Linked DNA regions of Mus musculus: all the other regions are linked to region 1. The links are chromatin loops, found by intact Hi-C in ENCODE. Cell type or tissue: heart. All regions are shown on one strand. Links, peaks and the distances in the headings refer to the core of each region. The heading gives the core; the rest is flanking DNA. Region 1 has its middle 89 kb from the start of Upp2. Region 2 has its middle 30 kb from the start of Acvr1. Region 3 holds the start of Acvr1c (activin A receptor, type IC).

Region 1 (8,421 bases), core at 342-8,341:
ACCTGCTTCTGATGGCCATTACTGAACGATGAGGGAGTGGTCCTGAGAAGGCGTTGGTTTGTGTTGATGAGGGTGGGGTCTCATCCCAGGGTGTTTGGAGAAGTCTTGGGGCACTGGAAGCAGGGTCCCCATGCTGACATCAGGCATCAGAGCTTCCCAGGGAGATGGAAGGATGGGACCTGTTGGGATTAGAGAGGGGAATAGAATAGCCCTACTGGGAGGAAAACAGTGGAGGCAACTGGAGGGAGATTTGTTACTACAGGGGCCAATTCCATAAGCAAAAATATTGAGAACACTCGAAACCAGGAATTAGTAAGGAAATTGTACATGTAGAAAGACAGCTGAGCTCAGTGGTTTAGGAAGGGCATTGTAGTATTAATGCAACCTCAAGGCTCTCAATATACACAGAAGAAAATGTAGAACACACACACACACACATACACACACACACACACACACACACACACACACCACACGTGACTGAAGGATATGTGCACGCGCACATTTGCATGTTGTAACATTTCTCTAACTTCCAGATTGTCTCAAAACAGAATACGGGAGAAATAATACTAATTAATTGAGGACATAATAGAACCATATGGCACTGTTAAAATAATTAAAGGAGACAATACACATGGCAGGTATAAGGCACATGTAAACTCTGCATAGTATTATCATCATCCCCTGGGAGGAAAACAGATCAAATTCTACTCTGCATCTTGTTTTCACCAAAACCAAGTCTTTTCACAATGGCACATGCTTTGCTTTTTAAAATTAATAGATCTAGCATGTGTCTTTTACTGTCTTACTTTTTATAATTAGGAAAAAAAAGAACCGTGTGTGTGTGGGGGGGGGGTATAATCTGCATTAGTGTCGTCTGCCGATGACTCATAATTTAATTAATTCTTGTTGCTAATGGAAACCTCTGGTTGAATAAGGCAAAGTTGTATTTTAGTAGCAGCACTTGGAAGTGGATGGAATAAGAAATCTATCCAACACCAAATCTATGGACATAAGGGTATCCGCACCGATCTTTCCAACTTTTGTAAATCTCTGAATCAAAATACTGAGTAATAAAACAGCTGTCAACCTTTATTTCTTCCATTTATGTCAAAAAACAAAATCCCTGCTTAAAGTCTGCCATGGTCAGACACTACTTAATACGCTGCTTAGGCCATTGTGAACAAAACACTCCCTCCCTGTTAGGGAGCTCTGTGATCGATCGTCACGGTGGGGGACAGATAATAGACATAGGCCCTGCTTGCTTTCCATGTTGCCTGACCCTAAACCGTGTACCACACCTATCCCTTTTCTACTTAAAGAAAAGATTTTTTTCGTGGCTTATTAGCTATTTGATTTCCAGCAGCCTTTTGAGCCATGATTTTCACGTATCGGAAGTAAAGATCATCACTATAACATGATGGTACTTAAACATGTGAGATGAGTGGTGTGGAGCTGCTTGCTTAGCAGGTGCTGGAGAGAGACCAACACTCTCGTATGTAAACAGCACAGGTCTCGGTTCCTATTACTTCTCAATGTAAGATAACTGGGGTTCCTTTGGCGTGTAATGAAACTGCTTCATTCACTGGGTTGAGGATGCTACTGTTGATCTGTGATGCCTTATCATCGGGCTCAGACACTGCCATCTTGCCAGTAGGAACAGGGAGTCCACTCTTCTACTGGATTTCCGTAGAACAACCCCTTCCTCAAGCCTGTCGCATTCTCCCCTCCTCCCTCTTCCTTGATGATTTTAGTATCTTGCTATACAGCTCAGATTAGCTCTTAACTTGTTATCCCCCTGTCTCAGCATCTAGAGGGATGGGATTATGGGTGTGTGTTCTAGGCCCAGTTTACTGTGTTCTTCTTTTTCTCCTACACAGAAGCTCATGGCTTGAGTGGCCACTCAGCTGTCTCACGGGGTTTCCTGAATAGCTCTTTCCAGGGGCCAGGCTCTTACTGTGTTCTCCACAGCCCACTAAGTACAGTCTTGGCTGTGTGTGCTGCTGAATATTTCAGTGAGACTTTTTATTATATTTATTTATTCACTGGAGCTGAGAGGGGCACCACAGCATAGGTGTGAAGTTGGGAATTCCTTCCATTGTGTGGGTCCCAAGGATCCAACCTGAGTTCTGGAGCCCTGTCAGTCTTTTCCTTTAGAGGACTTTGAGAAGATTATAGGCCAGGCTTGTAATCTTCCTGCCCCTGGGAATTAGTGTTATGAGCCACCACGCCTGGCTAACTGCACTCCAGTCTTCATCCTAAGATCACTGAGATACGGGCAGGGAAATCAATAGGCTTAATTGATATTTTAAGAAGGATTTTCAGGCTTCTCTGTGAGGAGTGAGTATCCGGGTCGAGACTGGAAGGGAGATCCAACTGTCTCCCAGATTGAAACTGCACACACTGGGTCAAGTGGTTTGGAGCAGCTGGGCGAGCCTGTTTGGAAGCAGAATTAGGAGGTAGCACTTACTGGTATCAGCAGCGGAGGAGTGAAATGAGTGGGTGACGCTTGAGGTTGAATATTTCTGTAGATTTATGTGACTGCACTACTTATTAGAAACGGGTAACTGCGATACTTAATAAAAACCCTACTAAGAGCATGTTGCATGTTTGATGTTACAGTGATAGTGGAGGATTCGTGGGTGAGCCTCAACAACTAGGTTTGCAGTGTAACCCCTGATAGCCTCTGCAGGTCCAGAGGCCCTCAGATTCTACGACAGACTCCTAGGCCTTTGCAAGCCTCAGTCTCATGTACTCCATGAGTCTTCTTTATGCAAACAAGCCTCTTATCTCCCAGCTTCTAAAGTTGGTTCGTCTTCTACCTCAGGAAGACTCCAACGGGGAACAAGCTGCTATCCCTGCACCCCCAAAAAAGAATTCAACCCAATATCTAGACTCTTCGGTGGTATAGTGTGTGTGTTCAGTTTGCAAACAACAGTTTACACTCCCCCAATCCCCACCACACACCACCTCTTTGAATTCAAGAGCTTAGTCTGTTTAAGTCTCAAGTTCCCACTGTGAGGCAGAGAGCACTTAACCCCTTGCAGAATGCAGCCTGTGCTTAGACCTATGAGAACATTACCTTCTTCTCCAAGAACAGGAGATATGTACTCCGCAGTTTTACAAATAGAAGGGTCATTAGCATTGACACCAACCAACCAACCAACCAACCAAATAACAAACAAACCAAACAACCCTAAAGAACTGCTTTGGCAAATAACAACCTCAAGGGGGCGCCCTACCCTGCCACTCTGGAAACTCCCCCCCCCCCCAACCCCCTTCCGGGATTCCCACTCTTGCTCTGAAGTCAAGACGCCAGACAACTGGTCTTATTTTGAAAGAACACAAGAGTTGCTTTCCACCTCAGTTAAGTGACGGGATTCCTGGCAGGTTATCTTTCAGGCAGACGAGAGGTTGATGGATCTTCCTGGGAGACAGACTTTGAGCTATAGAGAGCCATCATGCGATTGACCACTATCGCAGCTCCCGTTGTCCCATTGCTGTCTCCACATAATGGGAGTCTATGACCGGTATGGATTTCTGTTGGCTTTCTTCTCTGATGCTGGCCTTCAGCTTCGGTTTGTCAGCCTCTCAGCAAGTGCAGCAGGAAGCAATAACAGCTCCTTTTTTGTGTTTGTCCCCTCTTCTCTGCGACCCCCGATGGGCAATGCACTGAGCACTTTACATGCATCGTGGCATAGCCTTGTGATGATCATTCTGTGAAGTGCTAACATCACTATATTTGCTTTACACTTGAAAATTGCAAAGTGTGAGCAATTAAGTCCTTTCTTTGCGGTGACCTATTTACAGTAAGGGTTTGCGGCTTCTTTCTGCCTTGCATTCATTTTTCTTGTCTCCTTTGCTTCTTTCTTCTGGCTTGTGCTTCCTACTGCCAGCCTTTCCATTCAGCTAACTTTGCCTGACAGATGGAGCTTCCTCAGTTCTCAGGTGCCCTGAAGGTTTCCTGGCAACCACCTGGTCTTGAGGTCCTCAGCTGTCACAGCAAGCACTCTCTGCTGCCCCCACCTGGCAAACTCTAGCACTGACTCGTTTCTTGGCCAATACATTTGTAAGAGTTTTCCACTTTTAAATTTTCATTAGTAAGATGCTTATATGCGGCTGTTTAAATTAAGATAGGAGTGATCAACTTCTAAGGAAATACAGCCTGCAAATGAATTTAAAAGGATGGAAGCTCCCCGTGTGATGGGGTACATTGGGTCTCAACGCAAGTTAATGGAAAGTGAAAATGTTCGCAATTCAGAATTGGCTTTAAGTTTTCCTTGTGATTTTTGGAGCGACTTTGCATTGTTTTTAGTGTATTTCTTCTTTATGACTTTATACTTGAAACTTTGCCAGAAGTTCCTGAAAAAAATTTAATCTAAAGTGCAAATTTACTATTTTACAAGGAGTCATTACTTTTGAGCTTATTAGAAAAAAAGCCAACTCGAGGTCAGTAATTACCTCACAGAAGGCTGAGTGCTGCTTGTTTCTCTTGTGTGCCAGGCCTAGAGTAAATGTTCAGAGCTCGTTTGCTGATTTAGAAGGAACACACAAGTGGTTCTTTATGAGGTACCGAGAAGAGTTGAAAGGGAGTCTTATCTGACTTGGGTTAACCCTAGAATTTATTTTAAATACATGGTTGTTTGAAGACTTTCCTCACTAAAATACTGCACAAGAACAAAGAACGGGTATCCTGCGCTCACACGGCTAAGGACTTTCTAAAGCATTTGGATTTCTTACCTACGATTAGCTCAGTTATTGCTAGGCTGATCAATAGGCACAACTCTGAGATCAAGAGCAATTCAGAGCACTATTCTCCCTTCAGCCCATGTTCATTGTTTACCGTTTGAATGAGACCTGTAATCAGCATTATTTACCAATCTTTACAGTGGAACTTTAAACCAATGGTTGTTCCTCTCTTCACAGGTATTAAATACCATTTCAAGCATCCTTTCAGGGATTCTGGGCTTCTTAACCAAGTCCATTTCCCCAGACTTTGCAGTCCATGGAAGGAACATTGAACCTGAAAGAGTCTTTGAGAAGTATTTGTTATTTAACTTGAGGCAGCTGTTCTTAAAAAGTTACACAAGTCTATAAAGTCTTTAAAATAGATTTAAAAAAAACCAGTTAAGATCTAGCCTTGAAATACATATAAAATACATACTAGGAATTTCCTTTGACATTCTTTGCTATTACAAATACTATTATAACTAACAATTCATCCAATTATAGACAATTAAATTAGGATTCAACTGCTAAAAATTAAACACATATATTTGGTGGGCTCTCTGAGCCAAATTGCCTTAGAAATGTCATTGTTTATTGCCGAAAACTCTAAAGCATGTATATAACTGTAGGAAATACTGAAAGCAGTCATCTTCCCCCCTCCTTGTCCTTGAATTTTTGCCAAGTATCATCAAATATCAGATACACACTGTAATAGCAGATTTGCTTGAATGTCACTATTAATCTAATCTGTAACCTTTAACCTTTTGTTTGAGGCATTTCAGAAACTTTACACAGATAGCTAATGTCCAGAACAACCAGAGCCAAATGCAATAATCTTACAGTTGAAGGACAGCCAAGGCACACTCTTTCTGAGGATGCTTTTCCTTGGAGCCAATATGAAGATGAAAAATGGCTTTTGTGAGCACAGTCGTCATAGAAAAGGCTTTTTTTTTTTTTTTTTTTTTTTTTTTTTTTTTTTTGTCACAGTGCTGGGCAGATTTTTCAAGCCAAGGGCACAGTACTGTACTCTTTGCAGGTCTATTTTTAGGTTTCCATTTCTCAACAGGATGCTCTGGGTTTTGCGTTAGCGACACGCAGGCTGCACACTGTGGTGGAAGGAGCAGACAGCCTGCTCTGTGCACTCCCCACACCCCAGGATCCATGGTCACCTGGCCATAGCCTATTTTGTGGTCTTGGGGATCTAGTGACCTCTTCTGGATTTCCTAAGTGCTCAGCACACCTTAGGTTATCTATTAGTCACACATTGCCAAGATCTTGCAGTATGCCTCATTGGGGTCCAACAGGGCTTGGAGAGTGGTTTAGTTTAGGTTGAGAGGTAAGAGTCCCAATAGCAAAGGCACCCTGATTGGAAGTACCAAATGCTGTTCACTTGTTTTTAACATGAAACACAGAGGGCATAGACATCTGTAAATTAAGTAAATAAATGCATTTCTCTTTTACATCATGGCACTGCCACTGAAAATATGGAAGAATGAGCATTTTAAAGCTAAAGAAAAAGGACGAGGAAGCTACTTCGGTACCGGCAGAGTCTCTGGGGAAGATACTTCTCGTGTCATAGTTCTGCGTTATTTTTCCCAGAAGGAAGCTGCAAGATCGTTAAAGAGTAAATTTGGAATCTGTTATGAACAACACTTTGACTTTATGAAAAGTTTGGAGCATACATCTTCTTAAAATATTGTCTTTATCTTTCAGTGAGATGTCAGTTTTCTGCCCTGGATGTTGAAACGCAGCGTCTTCCAGCCCTCATTAACTTGGACTTCTCCTGTGCACCAGCTCCATCTTGTGGTTGCTTGTCAACTTTCCACAGTTCTAGGCACAAACACAACTCCTTCTACTGTCCTCGTAGGCTGGACAGAATCAAGCAGGAGCGAAGAGTAGGCTCGCAGCTTTCCACAAAAGGCCGTTGATGGGTGAGGTTGGAAGTAGGGCGAAGCAATAAATTCTCAAAGCCTGCCATCAGGGACACACGACTCCTCGCAAGGCTCCTGTCTTTAAGTGTCATAACCCAAGCAGATCCACTGGGGATGCTCAAATATGTGAGCCACGGTAGACAGCTACTATTTATGCCACGCCACCACCATTAGCAATGAAGGCTGCCTTAAAGTACATGCCAACATGATGATTTTAGTGAGTTCTTAACGCAAAAGGAGTGTTGCAGGGATCTGATGGACAAAGGGCATGTTTCGGGGGTGTTCTAGTCTTTCCATGCTTTGGCATGTGATGTGGGGCATGTAGTCAAGCTTTTGTCTGAGTCCCCTGTCATCTGAGGCCTTGTCTGGGTGAGGGAATACAGATGCTGTGCTTGATGACGGATGTGAACAGGCATAGGCCAGGCTGAAAGGGGACAGTGACGCAAGACAACAGTACATCATTATGGCTTCCTCTTATGAGCACTCACTTTTGAAAAAATAAAAACACAGCCCCAGACTGGCTCACTTACAGGTGTCATTGGAACAACCCATCAGGAAGATATAGAAGAAATAGGCTCACAGATGGTGACAGGCAGAGACTTGACAAACATTTCCTAAGATGGAGAAGTCTTGATGTCATTACATCTACAGACAAGAGCACCTTTAAGAAGTCAGTAAACCCAGGAGGGTGAATAAGCTAGCCTGATGCAGATGAGAAAGCCTTATACAGCTTGTCTGTGCTCCTGGACCCAAGGGTTTTGTTTTCTGTTGTTTACACTGTCAAATCACAAACAGTGGTTCCCCCAAGAGATTCTCTTTGCTTCTCCCACTGTCTGCTCCCAGCAGCTACCGGAGGGACGCTTCCTCCCACAGCTGCTGCAGAAGCCAGCTTCCTCAGGGTCCCTGACAGGGAGGAGCTGAGCTGTTAGGAATGAGTTGCCCACCCACTGTTAAGTAATGTTCTGTCTCCAGCATGGTATTTCCACTGGAAAATGTGCTGTGCACTTGGCTGTGGTGACAGTGGTATTTACCACACATCTGCCTCACAGGCCTATGTGACAGCTCCAAGGCCCAGTTCCAGGATGGCAAGTAGTCCCTGAAGACTCTTTGCCTTCATTAGCACCAGACTAGAGCAAGTCAAGATAGGGCTGGTGGAATCCATTAGGAAAGTTAAGCAGTGGAGCCTATGGAGAGGCTATGTCGGCATCCTTACTACAGTGGCACATATCATTGCCCCCACAGAGTCATCTAAGTCATGCGTCTGCAGAAGGGGCCTTGCTGTGGGAACAGCCTGGAAGGTTGTTATGTTGTTGGTACATTTGTTAGGGGCTTGCTGGAACCCAAGCTAAAGCCACAGCTTCTTTAATACTTTCCAAACACTTCCCTCACTTATTAGAAACTAGTGTTAAATCTGAAACATTGCGTGACAGCAGAGAAATGTGGTTTTGATAATGATGTTCCTCTTGGCTACACAGTTATGTTTCATCGAGCTTATGGTGAGCAAATTGCCACTGCACAGCATAGAGCCAGGCATTGCTACTGCACAGCATAGAGCCAGGCATTGAGGCAGAAGAGAGGAAGCCTCTGTAATTTGCCACTGAGTAATACCAGTGTTCTCCATCACTGAAAACCCAGACCGTCTCTCCCCTCACCAATCTCTATCATATACCTCAACCCCACATATGAAAATTGTTTCCCAGGAAGAGCTGGCACCAGGTAATCTTTAGGTCACACATTGCTTTTAGGATGATGTTTACAATTC
Region 2 (8,421 bases), core at 65-8,064, 70 kb before region 1:
TATTCCGTACTGGTGGATTCAGCGGCTCAGCAACATTAAAATAATTCCCTGGCACTAGAAAGGTGGCTTAACCTTGTAAAGAACACTTGATGCTCTTCCCATATTGAGTGGCTCACAGCTGGCGATAACTCTAGCTCCAGGGCAACTGTTACGTCATTTGGCTATAACTTTGAAACTGATGAAGACGGTTCTAGTAAATTATCAAAGGTCACACAGTCACTAAGCAAAGGAAACTTTAAAAAAATAAAAAGCTTTTAAATGTTTTTAAAATTGTGTGGTTGTGTGCCTGAATGAGTGTGTGTGCACCATGTAGATTCAGGTGCCTGCAGAGGCCAGAAGAGAATGCTGGATTCCCTGGGACTAGACATACAAGCAGTTGTGAGCTACCTGATGTATGTGTGTTGGGAACTGAACTAGGGTCCTCTGTAGGAGCAATTTGTGCTCTTCCCTCTTTCTTTTTTATTGGATATTTTCTTTATTTACATTTCAAATATTATCCCCTTTCTTGGTTCTCACCTCTCGAAAACCCCTATCCCACCCCCCTTCCCCTGCTTCTTTGCAGTGATCCCCTACCCACCCACCCACTCCCACATCCCCGCCCTAGCATTCCTGACACTGAGACATCGAGCCTTCACAGAACCAAGCGTCTTCCCTCCCATTGATGTTGGTTCATATTGTTGTTCTTCCTACAGAGTTGCAAACCCCTTCAGCTCCTTCAGTCCTTTCTCTAACTCCTCCATTGGGGACCGTCTGCTCAGTCCAATGGTTGGTTGTGAGCATATGCCTCTGTATTTGTCAGGCTCTGGCAAAGCCTCTCAGGAGACAGCTATATCAGGCTCCTGTCAGCAAGCACTTCTTGGCATCCACAATAGTATTTGGGTTTGGTGACTGTATATGGGGTGGCTCTCCAGGTGGGGCAGTCTCTGGATGGCCTTTCCTTCAGTCTCTGCTCCACACTTTGTCTCCGTATTTCCTCCCGTGAGTATCTTGTTCCCCCTTCTAAGAAGGACTGAAGCACCCACACTTTGGTCTTCCTTCTTCTCGAGCTTCATGTGGTCTGTGAATTGTATCTTGGTATTCTAAGCTTTTGGGCTAATATCCACTTATCAGTGAGTGCATACCATGTGTGTTCTTTTGTGGTTGGGTTACCTCACTCAGGGTGATATTTTCTAGTTCAATCCATTTGCCTAAGAATTTCATGAAGTATTTGTCTTTAATAGCTTAGTAGTATTGCATTGTGTAAATGTACCACATTTTCTGTATCCATTCCTCGGTTGAAAGGACATCTGGGTTCTTTCCAGCTTCTGGCTACTATAAATAAGGCTGCTATGAACACAGTGGAACATGTGTCCTTGTTATATGTTGGAGTATCTTTTGGGTATATGCTCAGGAGAGGTACTGAGGGATCTTCCAGTAGTACTATGTCCCATTTCCTGAGGAACCACCAGACTGATTTCCAGAGTGGTTGTACAAGCTTGCAGTCCCACCAGCAATGGAGGAGTGTTCTTCTTTCTCCACATCCTCACCAATATCTGCTGTTACCTGAGTTTTTGATTTTACCCATTCTGACTGGTGTGAGGTGGAATCTCACGGTAGTTTTGATTTGCATTTTCCTGATGACTAAAGATGCTGAACGTTTCTTCTTTTTTTTTTTTAAGATTTATTCATTTATTATATGTAAGTACACTGTAGCTGTCTTCAGACATTCCAGAAGAGGACATCAGATCTCATTACGGATGGTTGTGAGTCACCATGTGGTTGCTGGGATTTGAACTCAGGACCTTCGGAAGAGCAGTCGATGCTCTTAACCACTGAGCCATCACTCCAGCCCGCTGAACATTTCTTTAGGTGCTTTTCAGCCATTCGCTAGCCCTCAATTGAAAATTCTTTGTTTAACTCTTTATCCCATTTTTTAATAGGGTTATTTGATTCTCTGGAGTCTAACTTCTTGTTGTAGGATTGGTAAAGATCTTATCCCAATCTGTTGGTTGCCGTTTTGTCTTATTGACAGTGTCCTTTGCCTTGCAGAAACTTTGCAATTTTATGAGGTCCCACGTGTCTATCCCTCTTACTGGAGCCAGCCATCACAACAGCCCTTGGCAGTGGGAAGTGGGGTTGGGGTGGGGTTTAAAACCTGGTTCTATGTGGCACAGGCTGACTTTAAACTTACTAAATACCTAAATAGCTGCTGATCTTCCTGCCTCCACCTCTTAAGTGCTGGAATTGCAGCCCTGCATTACCTCACTGGCTAAAATAAATCAATCTCGCACCTAGGCTCATCCTATAGCTCAGACTGGCCTTGAACTCACAGTATTCCCACCCCATCTTCTCAAGTGCTGAGATTGCAGGTTTGAGCTGCTGCATCTGGCATTTGAATGTGGGCTTTTAATTACTTTCAAGTACTGCTCCTAGCCCTGGGGCTTAGGAAGAGGCCCAGATTTCCTGAAGCATGTGGGTCTTTTAAAAATAGAATAAAATAAAATGAAAGGCCTGTGATCCGGGAAGAGGTGAGGTTGGCTTGCTTTGTCAGTCAGACATATCTCCAAATATTGCAACTGATGACATTGTTTAAAAGAAAAAAAAACAACAACAACAACAACAAAACTCCAGCAACAAGACTGTCAAATCTTTCCTTTCCTGTGTTTGAGTGTGTGGTGTGCATGCACATGTATATGCATGTTTGCGTGTGTATAGATGCATGCGTACATTCTGGTACACATGCATATGTGTGTACGTGTATGACCCTGAGTTGATATTAGGAGTCTTCCTTGACCGCTCTCCATTTTATTCACTGAGGAAGGGTCTCTCAGTTGAACCCAGAGCTGACAAAGGATTGCCTGTCTCCCCCTTCTGAGTACTGGAATGCTAGAGTTATAGATGGGCCTTCATGCCCACCCAGTATTGACACAAGGATTTGAATTTCAGTCCTCATGCTTGTATAACAAGCCCCAAGCTATCTCTGCAGCCTCCCAACCACCTTATCTGCTGTCTAGTTAGAAGCAGCCCTGAGAACATTCCTAGGAGACCAGAACAGACTGATGGTGGCTCTCGCGGAGTTAGGGGGATTGTAAGTCTTGTGTCTTGCCTTCTATGTTCACAGAAACATGGAGATCATGCAGTGGTGATTAGCAGTGGGTGGCTTCCTAAGCTTCAGAGACAGCTTGATGTGGCTGGAAGCATATAAAAGCTGGATGGCAGACACTCTTGGTACCAATCCCTATAACGTAATAGACAGACGTTCCTCCGCAGTTTGGAATATCGTTTCGACAGGGGTTGGAGAAAATTGTCTTCATTTGCCTTCCGACAGGAAGTGTGCTTTTCCGTCTCAGGCTGCAGCTGTGGTGTATGGAGGCGATTACTTCAGAGTGGAAACTGGGAGCCTCTGGCAAGAAGAGGCAGAAATACAAACAGAGTTTAGATAAGCATTAATAATACGGGAGGAAGATGTAAGTTCCATGAAATAAAATGAGAGTAATAACCTACACTGAGAAAACAGTAATAAATCTTTACCTAAAAAGACATGGAATTCTCAACAAAGCTGATAGGCGTAAAGGACTTCAATGGTGTTTGGAGTGTTTCGTGTTCTGAGCAGTGGATACACAAGTGTGGTATTATTTTCTACAGCTCATTGTTGTTTTGTTTCTGGAGGCAGGGGCTCAAACTCCTGATCCTTCTGCCTGAGCCTCCTGAGGGCTAGGGTTACGCATACACATCCGGTTTCCTATGTCCCCTCTTCCGCCTGAAAGATTTCATCTAAAAAAAAGAAAATTTACAACCAAGATTCCTACCATTTTGCCTTTCAAGAATCTGTTCTTTGTAACTCAATTCGTTGCTGTGAGTGAGTGGGGTGTAGAGGAAGGATCTGCCTTCTTCCTGCTAAGGAGAATGTACAAGATCTCAGGTCCCTGGGCGCACGTTGTCTTTGCAGGCCTGGCTGGGGGTGTCTTTCTTCTCTCTCCCTTGTTCTGATCCGTGTTTGCCAGTTTCCCTTTTGCATTTGGGAGCTCAGTTGCATCCTACAATTTGCTAGTGCCTGGGTGGCACTGTGCTGTGGGTGTAGGGGGCATTCAATGTCCCCTCGTATAGGTCATTGTTCCCAAGTCAACTTTGCTTTTCAAAAACACAATATGTTATTAAACAAAATCTCTCCTCTCTTCTGAATAACACACTAGAGTTTTTTGGGTTTTTTAAAAATGTATATTTAAGAAAATAGTATACATACTCAGGCCACTCAAAGGCTAATGACTTGCTAGGTTTCTGGGATTTGATAGGGTGGCTCCACCCCATACCATTTCTGCAGGCACATAATGGAAACATTTTGCTCTAAAAAAGAAAAAAAAAAAGCTAACTTCTCTTCTGATGTTCTTTTGCTGTTATTCAAAAACAGCCAAATGGATGTTATTGAAATCCGGTCCCAAAAAAGGTTGAAATTGCTCCCCAGCTGGGCCCGAGACCCTGTGTGCCAAATTTCAGCCTAAAGAGAATTCTTATATTTGAGTCACTGTGAGCAGCTGAAAATGCGAGGTTTGGGGTGGAAATGCTAACAGACTCGTAACTATCACTTTGCAAACCGTGTGATTATAACACAATGCAAGCCTCCTCGGGAGCAAAGCTCTGGCAAAAGCAACAGAAACAAGACGTCTGGGCCCTGAAGTTCTGCCTTTACAAACTTCTGCAGGGCTAGCAGCAGGCTGGGGAGACCCGGCTGAGGCACCGCCATCAATGCCGTGCCTGTGGAAGTTCAGAGGAGGGTCCCACTGGCGAATTGCTATGAAGTAACAGCAAAATGGGCAGCTCATTCCTTTACAGGGCTCCTTGGAACAAGGGCTTATGGTCACCCTCGCTTGTTCTGGAAGTGTTGTTGCCAACAGAGTGCTTGATTCCAACCAGACACGAATTGTTTGCCACCTCTAGTCCCGTTGGCTTAGTCATGCTTGCTCGCATTCCAGCTTGGCAAGGATGCCCGCACTGCTTGGCCACTCGCTTCTATCATCTGGCATTTCAATGCGGGCTGAATCTCTCCTTAGTAACATTCGGGGCCACAGGGATGTTTTGGGTCCAGGTTTCAAACATGTGTTCCAGGCCGTGAGTACACACATTTAGGTAAAGATTCTACAGGCAGGGACATTCATGGACCTCTCTCCCGTGGTGGAGAGACACCATGGTTTCCTGGAGGCGGCTCCCCTGGGATACTGTTAACAGAAACGTACCCCACCTTAGCACTTAGCCCCTCTCATTGAGCCAGGATGGAAAAGCAAAACCCCAAAGGTTGGGACTAACCTGTGCCACTTTGCAGCCAGCCTTGGTGAAACCAAGGAACCACACCAAATCTGTACTTCCTTATCTATGCAATAGAAATAGAAAGTAGTGAGACCCACCCTGTGGTGGTCTGAATGAGAAATGCTCCTTAAAGACTCAGGCATTTGAACACTTGGTGCCCAGTTGATGATGCTGTATGGAAAGATGCAGCCTTACTGTAGGAAGTGCCTTGCTAGGGGAGGGCTTGGAGAATTCCTAGCCTGGCCCCCTTCCAGTTCGCTCTCCCTGCTGTACTCTTACAGTTGAAGATGTGCTCTCTCAGAATCTGCTCTAGCTGCCATCTCTGCCACTTCCTGCTGTGCTTCTCTGCTCTGATGGACTCTTAGCTCTTGGGAACTCTGGGCCCAAGTAGACTATTCTTTCTATAATCTGGCATGGTCACGGTAACTCACCACAGCGATAGAAATAGTAACGGATAGGGACTGTTCCTCAAAAACAAAACAAGCAATAAGCAATCAGACAGACAAACAAACAAAAGCCTACAATCAAGTCAATCAAAAAAATCGATTAGAGGCCGGGCAGTGGTGGTGCACGCCTTTAATCCCAGCACTCAGGAATCAGAGGCAGGCAGATTTCTGAGTTAGAGGCCAGCCTGGTCTACAGAGTGAGTTCCAGGACAGCCAGGGCTATACAGAGAAAGCCTGTCTCGAAAAACAAACAAACAAACAACAACAACAGCAAATCCATTAGAAACATCAGGGGACAGGCCCTAAGAACTAGGAAGTCTTTATTAGATTCCTGATGCATGCTTATAGTCTGGAAACTGTGAAAGACATACAGTAAGTGAAGTCAGAATTGCTAGCTTTGAGGAGAATAGCACCAATCACCAGGTCCTTGGAAAGGGACTAAGAGGAAGAGGTTCTAGATACAGTCCAGGTGTGGAGAGAAACACTGATGGCTAGAGAAAGGACAGCTTCATACACAGAGCACATGAGACATTCTGCTGTCTGTCTAGTCTTTCTTTAGGGGTGTTTTAGTTTGTTCGGGGTGCCTTAGCAAAATACTTCAGCCTGGGCAATTTATAAGCAGCATACAGATATGTCTTATAGTTTTAGGGGCTGGGAAGTCTAGGGGCAAGATGCTTTGGCCAAGCTTGCTGTGTGATTCGTGTAAGATGGCACCCTCTGGTTAAGTCCTCACATGGCTGAGGAGACAGGAGAGCACCCTCTACCTTCTTTGGTAATAGGAACTAATTCCATCAATGATAGAAAAGCCCTCATGACTAAATATTCCCTCTCAAAGTACCCACGTCACACTATCATTGCTAGGATTCAATATATGATTATGGAGAAATGATTGCATCCAGACCACAATGGGGGGAACTTAACTTCTGTGCTCCCTGTATTTAACGGAGGAGCTCGTCCTAACCTCAGCTCTTCTTGCTCTGCTGTCTGCGGGTCCTCTGAGCTTGGCTATGACAGGACACCACACTTTTAGCTAGAATGGGTGAACAAAGAGAGGTACTTATTCAAATCAGTCTAACTGAAGGTCTCCTGTGAGACGCTGAAGTGGGAAGCAAAAGAAAGAAGCACACCACAGCAGGTTTTTGTTTGTTTGTTTGTTTGTTTGTTTTTTGGTGGTTTTTTTTGGGGGGGGGGCAGAGTTTTCTGAGGGATTATGGTAAGCACTTTGGGTGCAAGGACAGATGTCTGTAGGAAGGCACAAAACTGCAATGCCAGGAAAGTGACACTGGCCACAAGAAGGGAACCCAATGGTATGTTATAAATAATATATAATATGTAAATATATTTTAGATATAATTCTAATCTATAAGACCGTGTGCATATGATGTGATGTGATATGATATGATATGATATGATATGATATGATATGATATGAAAAGTGGATAGGATTGTGGCATCCCCAGGGAAGAGGGCAGATTATTCTGAGCAAGTAGAGCTCTTTGAATGGAAGTCTTCAGGAGCTCCGTGAGTTTGGGGGAAACTGAAAAAGTCGCCTGAAGAGAGCAACCGTGAAAGGAATAAGATGCTACTAAGCTTAATAAGGAGGATAACTGAGCAAGAGACCAGTATAGGAGCAATAGACCAGTATAGAGTCTCTAAAATTAGAAGAAAGGAAGTCATATCTATTTAATGTCAACCATGTGATATCCGTTATACTTTTTGTCTGGTTACCACATTCTCACAGATGAGGTGGCTTTTAATAAGAAATATCTATTTTGTCGTACCTCTGAAGGCACGATGCTGAAAAATCTAGTTTCTAACCAGGTTCTGGTAAGGACATGTTTCTGTTATAGATGATGGTCTCAGTGTAGTTGCCCAATCTCGCCTTTATGCACATGGGTGAGGGAAGCACACTGGTGTTTCTTCCTCTTTTTAGGAGGACGACAATCAAGTGCCATCATTACAACCTCTCTAAATACAGCCACATTGCCTGTTGTCATATTGTCGGTCACAATTAAAAATAAGGCAGAGAGCTTGACAGTAGTGGCACATGCATTTAATCCCAGCACTCAGGAGGCAGAGTCAGGTTGACCTCTGAGTTCAAGGACAGCCTGGTCTACAGAGAGAGTTCATTCCAGGACCAGGACAGACAGAGAAACACTATGTCAAAAACAAAACAAAACAAAACAAAACAAAACAAAACAAACAAACAAAAACCCCAGCCCCCCCAAAAAAACAAAAAACAAAACAAACAAGGCATAGAGAAATAAACCCCAACTGACCAAGACACTTCCCTACTAGCAAGCGTACGTAGTGCCAGAAGTGCTATGCAGGCTAGTGGGGGAGAAATATACTATGGGTCTCATCCAGTGTTGGACCTTGCCTAGCAAGATGTGCTCATTGGTATAGCGGCACCGCAGTTCTAAGAGTAACCAACTGCTTTCTATTTGGAGATGAAGCCTGCTCCACACGAGGAATTTTATACCTGGTACTATTGGCTCTAAAGAGGAGCCTACTGTTGTTTTGCTGAGCGGTCATGCTGTCAAACTCCTTTCTAATGTGTCTGGTTATACCTATAGATTTATACTACTCTCGGCTTTGGTCAGAGAGGTTTCCTTTTGCAGTGGGTGGCCGTTAATGCAGGGACTCGTTATCGGTAAAAATTGCTGAATTTTTGTAAGTAAGTCGCTTTGAGTGC
Region 3 (8,421 bases), core at 242-8,241, 310 kb before region 1:
AACAGCAGTCATAGGTGGAGGCTAAGCCAGAGTAACAGTGAAATCGCCTCTGGCGGCTATTTTTACATTCTGGCTCCTTTCCCAAAAGCCTTGCAATAATTCTTTTAAATTGTGGCCCCAAACCACAAATTGTGTTAGACAGAGCAGGTCCTAAGGGGCTTGACTACCTCCCTAATCATGACCTTGTCTCATTCCCCAACCCCTAACTTTCTGATTTGCAACAAGCAACTGATTTGCAGTAAGTTAGACAAGAACTACTGAGAAAAATCAGTCAGTTGGGTGTTTACTACCTGGAAGAATTCCCCCTAAAATAGAGAAAACACAAAATATTACTCAAAAGGAAAAAAACCCTCAAATGGCATTGATAAATAACAATCACTTTCAAAAGACTACAGATTTGAGTGAAAACAACTGTTTCGATTCAACAGTCACTTCCAGGGTTCCTAGAGAATTATATTTTTCTCCTCTGCCTAGGTTCTTACGTTGAGATATTCAAAATCAGATTCAAAAAGGCTAGAACTGCTTCTGGCCACACAGGAGCAGGGGAACTTCTTGTTCAAAGAGCTCACAGTGACCTATCCTGAGATGCAACCTGGGACAGAGGCAGAGCCAGAACAAAAGTTCTAAGAGACCTGACACAGAAATAGGTCTGTTCTGTTCTTTCAATAAAAAGAGCCAGGAACATGTGCAGCAAGAATTCATATTATCACAGTATTTCTTTCTTGTGAGCTGCAAGCTAAAGACAGAGAGTTCCCATCTAACTGAAATTTACACACACACATAATATTTTGTTTGTTTATTTTCAAGACAGGGTTTCTCCATGTAGCCCTGGCTGTTCTGGAACTCACTCTGTAGACTGGGCTGGCCTTGAACTCATAGATCTGCCTGCCTCTGCATCCCAAGTGCTGGGATTAAAGGTGTGTGCAACCACTGGTCATCACAGAAACTGATTTTTAATCTATGTATGTCTGGTGCTATATCAGTGACACATGAAGACTAAAAATTTATTCATTATTTACATGAAACTCAGTTTAACTGAGTCTGTGCTTCATTTACTAAATTTGAGAGCCTGGCATATCTTTCAAAATTATCTGCAAATGGACTTGGCTCAGAGTTTTTGTTTGTTTGGTTTTTGTTTGTTTGGTTTTTGTTTTTTGTTGTTTTTTTTTTACCATTAGCCCAGACATGTCCTTCAGACCCCTAAAACCAATTTATTTCTTAAGATGTACACTTTAATGTCTAGTGGGCATTGAAAATTCAACTGAATAATCACCTCCATTAATCCATAGCTCAGCTCCTGCTATCTGCAGATGCCCCTTTCTCTCCCTAGACTAGATCCCTCCATAATCTCTCCTGCCCCTGACAGGTCCATTGCTTGAGTTAAAGATTGTCCTTCTTAATTACAATGTTCTGCCACTTCAAATAACTTTCTGTAATTTTCTTTTTGCATAACGTACATGAATCAGGAGAGCTCATGATTTTGCATCCCTGTAAGTCTGAGACCAGGCAAAAGCCTTGGGCAGTTCAGATGATGAAGAAATAAGCCCCAAGGGTGCCCACACATTTCTCCTCTGCCAGAGATCTCTCTTCCTTGGAACCAGAGTGGTTCTTGCCACATTTGTGCCCATCAACCAATAAATGCCTGTGCCTAAAGAAGGGCAAAGGTGGCAACAGCTTCTGCATTTGTAAGCTCGGCCCAGGTTTTCCCTTCCAGAAGCTCCTCTGAGAACCTCTGTGAACTGATAACTCCTGCTTGTGGGGGAAACATCTCACCGCCTGATACCCTCAGCCCCATAGCAGTTATTAAAGGAAACACTTAGCTCTGTACTTCTAGAGAGACACCTCTTTACTGACCGAAGGACAAAGGAGTGGGGTGACATCAAAAGAGAATGCACAAGATGTAACCCTGCAAGGTCCCGGTGCAGCTCAGAGAAGAGGATCCTGGGATATTCCTGCCTGTTCTTTCTTTGTTTGGTATGAACAAGGAGTGTTGTCAACGCTATGAGACTTCATCCTATCAAACAGCGAGGTGTCTAAGAGCCACATAACAAGAGGAGCTCTTTTAAATAATGTGTGTAGATCAGTGAGTAGGGTTTCTAAGATTCTGCCAGCTCTATGACTCTGGAATCAACTCTTCTGTGACTTCATGTCACCTCAAAGGTAACAAAGATGCTGGAGAGGATCAGCCAAAGCAAAAATGGCCAACTACTTTATCATGGTTTCAGATATTCAGGGCCACTTTGAAAGCTGGTGTTTTCTGTAACACAGTCTCACTATGTCTTCCTGTCCAGAACAACTTCCCATATACCGTGCCAACCATGTCAAGTGCACATGTATAAATGCTCAGTAGGGTTAATGACATAATTTTCAAAAATAGGGTAGAAAGCATTTGAGAACAAAAATTAAATGTTGGGGAGGAAACTACCTAGAATTCTGTTATCAAAACAGCAAAGAGGGCCTGAAGCCACAGTTCAGTGGCTAAAACACAGGGTACTCTTATAGAAAACACAGGTTCATTGCCAGGACCCACCTGGTAGCTCACAACCATCTGTAACTCAAATTCCACAGGATCCAACACCTTCTTCTGACCTCCTCAGGCACCAGGCAAGCACATGGCACGCACACACACACACACACACACACAGAGAGAGAGAGAGAGAGAGAGAGAGAGAGAGAGAGAGAGAGATGTTCATATATATAAAATAAACAAAGCTAAAAAGGTCATCAAAGAATTATATAAAACCTGGGACAAATAACGTAAATATCAACACGTGTTGCTATGTGAGGCACAAATAGGCTACAAGTTCCAAGAAAATCTGAAAGTAATTGTATTGGAAAGAAAAATTGGCCACAAAAGTTTAATTTTAATAAGGTTGCCACTATTGTGACATGTTAACTTCCATATTATGCATTTTTCTATTATCTCAGTTTTTAGGAAAACAATCAGATTTAAGTGGAATATATATCATAATGCATATATATTGGATTTTAGTGTCAAAAGTTTCTGTGCCTTGTCAAAAACATGTGGAACATACTTTATTATGTTGTTGTGCCTTAGTTTCTGTTATAAGACAAAATGCATCTCTCAAACATACATTAAAAAGTATAATTATTTCTTTCTATTCACCCAAATTAAAAAAAAAAGGTAACTTGGTTAACCTAGACAGACAAGTAGCCAATGCAAACTGTGAAACCTGGAAGCTGCTTTGGGGGTTTTGTAGTTTGGGGTGGTAAATTCTTTTCGGTTGTCAAGAACATACATTCAGCACCCCAAGTTAGCAAAATGCTTGCCCATGTTCTATGAGGACGTTGGCACAGTCGATTTCATTCCCACCGATGAATTTTGTAAGCTCCGACACCCCGCCCCCCAACCATCATCCTCCTGGCTGCAGTAGAGTGATTGCTTTCCTAAAGATGGCTAAAATGTTTTCATCCTCCAATTTTATCACTTAATTCTCTCCAATTATCGCTTTTTAACTTGAATATTGTTCTTGGTAATTCTCTCAGGCCATCTGAAATCTGTACATGACAGCAATCATACGACTCAAAACAATCTCTTGCACATGTCGCCACGAGGAAACTACCCACCCTGAGTATAGCTATTAATGTCAAACAGATTGTCATCTGCAAAAAAAAAAAAAAAAAAAAAAAGCATCAAAATCAGCTTCGGACAAAGTACTGCTTTATGGAAAAACACCAGGTTGTTTTGGGATTTTGGGGGTTTTTTTTTGTTTTGTTTTGTTTTTTTAATGTACAAATGTCTTTAATGTCTGGTTGAAATTTTTAAAGAATGAATTAGGTTGGAACCTGTCCCTGTTCTCTGAAATCCAGGGCAATGTACAGAGTATAGTTCCAGAGCAGACTTTTTTTTTTTAAGCAAAGATACATTTGCCTCAGTTTCTAGTAAACATCGTAAAAGAAACGTTTGGATTCTAGCTCGGGTCGAGGACTCTATTTAGCCTATCGCAACACAGACCTGTTATAAACGCTGGGACGCTTGCCATACCCCCACTTCCGGAAACTGAATTTAAAAAAAAAAAATCATACCTCGAAAGCAACATGCATTGTGAGCTACGCGTACGTAAGCCCCTTTCCTGCCTCCCGAGATTGACACCAATGGCCTTTGGAATATACTTCACCTCCGAAAACTCAGACTAAGTTGCCAACTCCTCCCCCACCATGCTCCCACCCTTGGTGCGTCTCTCTCGGGCTCCACACAGTGCCACCCCCAGAGCGCACCTGCACCCCTCCAAGTCTCTGCAGTGTGAAGTAGTGGCTCCCAGATCCCAGCCAAGCAAGCACCTACAAATGCTCCCCTACTCCCTCTGCTGCAAACTGTCCTCAAATTAATCACCCACCTCAGTCCCACTCTCCAAGCCCCACGTCCCTGTCTCCTTTCCTCCCTTGATGATTTCGTCCCCCAAACACCTGTACACCCACGGCTGCCAGACATCAGGTGCCCACGCTGCGCCCTGCCCTACGCGCTCTCAGCCCACTGATGTTTCCCCATTAGGCTTCCCGGACGGCCACCTGGCCCAGAGTACCTTCCGTCACCTCTGATCACCCGCAGACCGCCCCCACTGCCACCCCCACTAGCTTGGGAAAGAGACACCCACTATACCTGCCGCAAGGTCGGCGGCCAGGGCCACCAGCAGGAGGGCCAGGCTCAGTGCGGAGCCGCGCGCTGGGGTCATGGCCACCCGGCGGCGGTGCAAGGCTTCGGGGTCCCAGAGCGCAGCCCGCAGCGCGGGCCGCTTTGAAGTTCCCGGGGCGCGGGAGGGGAGCGCAGCCGCGACACCCTTCGGAAGTGCGCGGTTGGCTCTAGTGACAGCGGGCGCTCCCCTCCGCCGCCTCCCCCATCCCACGCCCCCCGCGGCTGGCGGCGCGCCGCTCCTGCCACTGGCCCCGCGGGCTGCCTCGAGGGACCGGGCCCGCCCCTGCCGCGCCTCCACGGGTACGGCTGCCAGCCACCCTCCCGAGGGCGGGGCAGGAGACCGAGGGCGGAGGGGTGGCGGGGAGGTGACACCTCTTGTGGGCGAAGAGAAGCGGGCCGCGCCAGGTCCCCGAGATTAGCTTTTCCTTGTGGGGGTGGGAGTGGGGGAGTGGGTGAAGGAGAGCAAAGCCCAGCTGAGACTTTAAAGACACGTAGGACGGCAGCAGCTGCTTTCTCTACAGTCTCCTACAGAAGATCCACCTTTCTAGATCTCTCCACATTCATTTATTCGTCCCCTAAATGTAACTAGCCTGAGCCATGACAACACCACAGGCTGTTCCTCCAGACCTGCCCCACCCTGACAACCCCAGCTCTTGGGTCTGTGAAAGTGCTCTCTCTCTCTGTGACTCCCTGAAAAGGACCCCAAGCACCATTGCCTTCAGACCACACAGCTCTGTTTTACCAAACAAACTCCATTCATTCCTGTCCTCATCTCAAGACTTCATGTGCCCTATAAAAACGATGCACAAAGCTGAGACAACTGTGCCAGGTGGCATAGCCATCTATAATGAGGAATGGAAGTAAAGGACCAGACACAGACACAGACACGTAGAAGGTATCTCTGCAGTTACAGAGTTAGCAACTGGAGGAGGGAGGTAGTTAAAGAAAAGAAAAAGGAGAATTGCTCACCATCACCACCACCACCACCACCACCACCACCAAACTTGCATCCTCCTGCAAAAGCTTACTAACAAATGGCTGCTTCCCATCCAGATCCGGGCCCCAAGATATAAAAGTAGCCATCACCAATTAAATAGAAACAAATATAAACTCCATTTACTCATGCAGCCTGAAAGGGAAAGTGAATGGGATTGTTTTCATTTGAATGACACACAAAACCAAGACTACAAAGCCTGTGCTATCACTGGTGGTAGAAGGCTCCTCCGAAGCGCTTGAGTCACATCAATTAATTTCTTTAGAGTAAGAGATACCTCTTCACCTATCTCAGCACTAAACGGCAAACGTTCTTTCTGAAGCTTGAGAAAACTCTGTAAAGATGCCTTCGCTGTCAAAGGATGATGGCTCTGTTGGAGGCGGGATGCGTGATGGACTTTGAAGCACGAGAGTGGCAGTCCTGGGGGACTTTTGTACCACCAAGGAGGATGAATCAAAACATCCCAGAGTATAAAAAGACTTCATGCTCATTTCATCCTGGATCCAAACCCCCCCCAAAAAAAAAAAAATGGAGATGTGGTACACATCTGAGCCCTTCCAGACACCCACAACTAGACACTTAAAAAAAATTAAGCAAGAAAAGCCCAGTATACTGTGGCGTTGCCCTGGCCCACAGCTGGGTTCTACTTTAGTACTGAACAGGCCAAAAAGTGACAGTGTGAATATGTGGCAAAAGCACTCAGCAGACACCAGGTGTTTAAAATTAAATACTTGTCTTTAATACAGAAAACTGTGTCCTCTGCAAGTTGAGATGCTCTTATTTTCTAAGAAAGAAAGGTTTTTAGGCCAAGAAGTCAGATGTTGAATAACTTTTAACACCCCAAACGAACGCTGTAGTTTTCTCAGTCTGATGGTGCACTGTCAATATGGTCTCTACAAACAGCAGGTGGGTATCCAGTGCTTGCAAAGTGTCCATCGCAAATCGATATGGGCTGTACTTACAAAATCCATACGATGTTGCAAAGACTCTGTGCAAAAGTAGAAATGTAAGATACATTACAAATGAACAAAATTTGCCTTGTTTTAAAAGTCAACACTGTAACGTTTTGGCAATTGGAATAAATAAGTCAGAATGTATGTGATAGGGGTCTCATGAGACTATAAGAGACGCAAACAAATGGTCCTGTCTCCAAGAGACATCATACCCATCAGAAAATGTACTTTTTTGTACAGAACATGTACTTTAAAAATGTTTTCTCATATACATTTATTTATTTGTGGTGGGCTCTGTGTGTGTGTGTGCACATATGTGTGTGTGGGGGGGGGGGGGCATTTAGGCTTTCTGCCAGACTTTGCAGGGTAAATGCTGAGCCACCTCACCAGCCTCAAGACTCTTCCTTTTGATGGGGTACTAGTGTAAAATAGAAAACCTATTCTACTATGAGTCACATACAATTGTGCACAGCACATAATACTTGATAACAATAAATAATTGTTTGGTTTACATATGTACTACACTATATTTTTTATTTTCAAAGTGCACCCCATCCATTTAGACATATTTATATCCACCTGTAAGGTAGCTGCCCCTGGCAGGATCTTCAAGAGGGTTCCAGAAGAAGGCAGTGGCACAGTAGAAGGTGGCAATCCCACGCATGTATTGACCATGGAGACCTTTCCTTGGGGACTGACCATTTAAAGACAGGGTTTACCAATGATAACGAGAACCTTGACCTTATGTAGGCTCTGAATCTTAGTTTTAAAGGCAAAAGAGGTTTAAGAAGTAAAAGTGGGTCAATACGATGATTCTGCAGATAAAGGCACTTGCTGCCAAACCTGACAACCTACACTTGATCCCTGAGCCCCACATGGTGAAAGGAGAGAACCAACTCTCCAAATTTGTCCTCTGATCTTCACATGCACTATTATTCCCTCCCTGGATGGATAGGTAGACCGATCAGTAGGTGGGTGGGTGGGTAGGTATGTAGAGGTAATAAAATATTTTAATAGAAGTGAAATTTTAAGTAGACTAAAGCTTACAGAACAGAGATATAAATAAAGAACTATATTATTTGTGTTTTAAGTTAAATAACATTACAAACAAGTCAAAAAGTTTCTGTAGTGGCTATTCCTGGTTGTCAACTTGACTATATCTGGAATGAACTACAATCCAAAATTGGAAGGCTCACCAGGGACCCTAATCTGGAGACTGGGAGATAGACGTTTCTGACCTGGATCTTGGTATGGAGATCTTGAGGCATAGTGGCTATGGATTCCAGAAGATTAAGACAGGGAGATCTCAGACACACACCTTTAATCTGGGCTACACCTTCTGCTGAAGATCATATAAGGACATTGGAAGAAGGAACACTCTCTCTCTCTCTCCTTTGCCTGCTTGCAGTGTGGGACTGAGCAACTGCTAGATCCTTGGACTTCCATTCACAGCTGCTACTGACCATTGTTGGGAGTTGGACTGCAGACTGTAAATCAACAACAAATTCCTTTACTATATAGAGACTACCCATAAGTCCTGTGACTCTAGAGAACCCTAACTAATACAGTTTCCAAAAGAATTAAGGTTATTAAAGTTACTGTAAACTGGGCTAAATTTATTATTAAAGAACAGTTTTATATATATATATGAACAATTATATATATATATGAACAATTATATATATATATGAAATTTATTGTACCCTATGTGTAAGGTATTCCACAGTGAGATTTAATGGCTTCTTTGAGCTCACTGCTCACTCACAAGTAGCCTGGAGCAACCCCCAGTCCTTTGCCTGGAACAGATTTTCTTCTTGGGG

Evidence for each region. A loop is a pair of places that touch in the nucleus more often than their neighbours do. Peaks named below come from ENCODE experiments on the same cell type or tissue, not always from the same donor. Only the 100,000 strongest peaks of a DNase experiment are listed, where the experiment ranks them.
Region 2: a loop joins it to region 1, with 2.1 times the contacts of the local background. A loop is called at or near these places in 12 of 42 quality-filtered maps.
Region 3: it touches region 1 in a loop (2.3-fold over the local background); 2 of 42 quality-filtered maps call a loop at or near these places.

The regions. Positions count from the first base shown.
Region 1 is chr2:58,661,637-58,670,057 of GRCm38, forward strand. It overlaps a transcript of Upp2 not described here. Among named protein-coding and RNA genes, the nearest start is that of Upp2, 89 kb to the right of the region's middle. In heart, for the core only: CTCF peaks have their summits at 3,218 (motif pointing right), 4,024 (motif pointing left) and 6,538 (motif pointing left); no DNase peak of the experiment used is centred there.
Region 2 is chr2:58,592,225-58,600,645 of GRCm38, forward strand. It overlaps a transcript of Upp2 not described here. Among named protein-coding and RNA genes, the nearest start is that of Acvr1, 30 kb to the left of the region's middle. In heart, for the core only: no CTCF peak of the experiment used is centred there; a DNase peak (open chromatin) is centred at 4,967; H3K27ac peaks cover 1,181 bases.
Region 3 is chr2:58,352,987-58,361,407 of GRCm38, forward strand. Acvr1c (activin A receptor, type IC) reads right to left here and starts at 4,772. Exons shown (of 9, transcript NM_001111030.1): 1 at 4,622-4,772. The coding sequence starts at 4,694. In heart, for the core only: no CTCF peak of the experiment used is centred there; a DNase peak (open chromatin) is centred at 4,965; H3K4me3 peaks cover 1,636 bases; H3K27ac peaks cover 708 bases; H3K27me3 peaks cover 2,400 bases.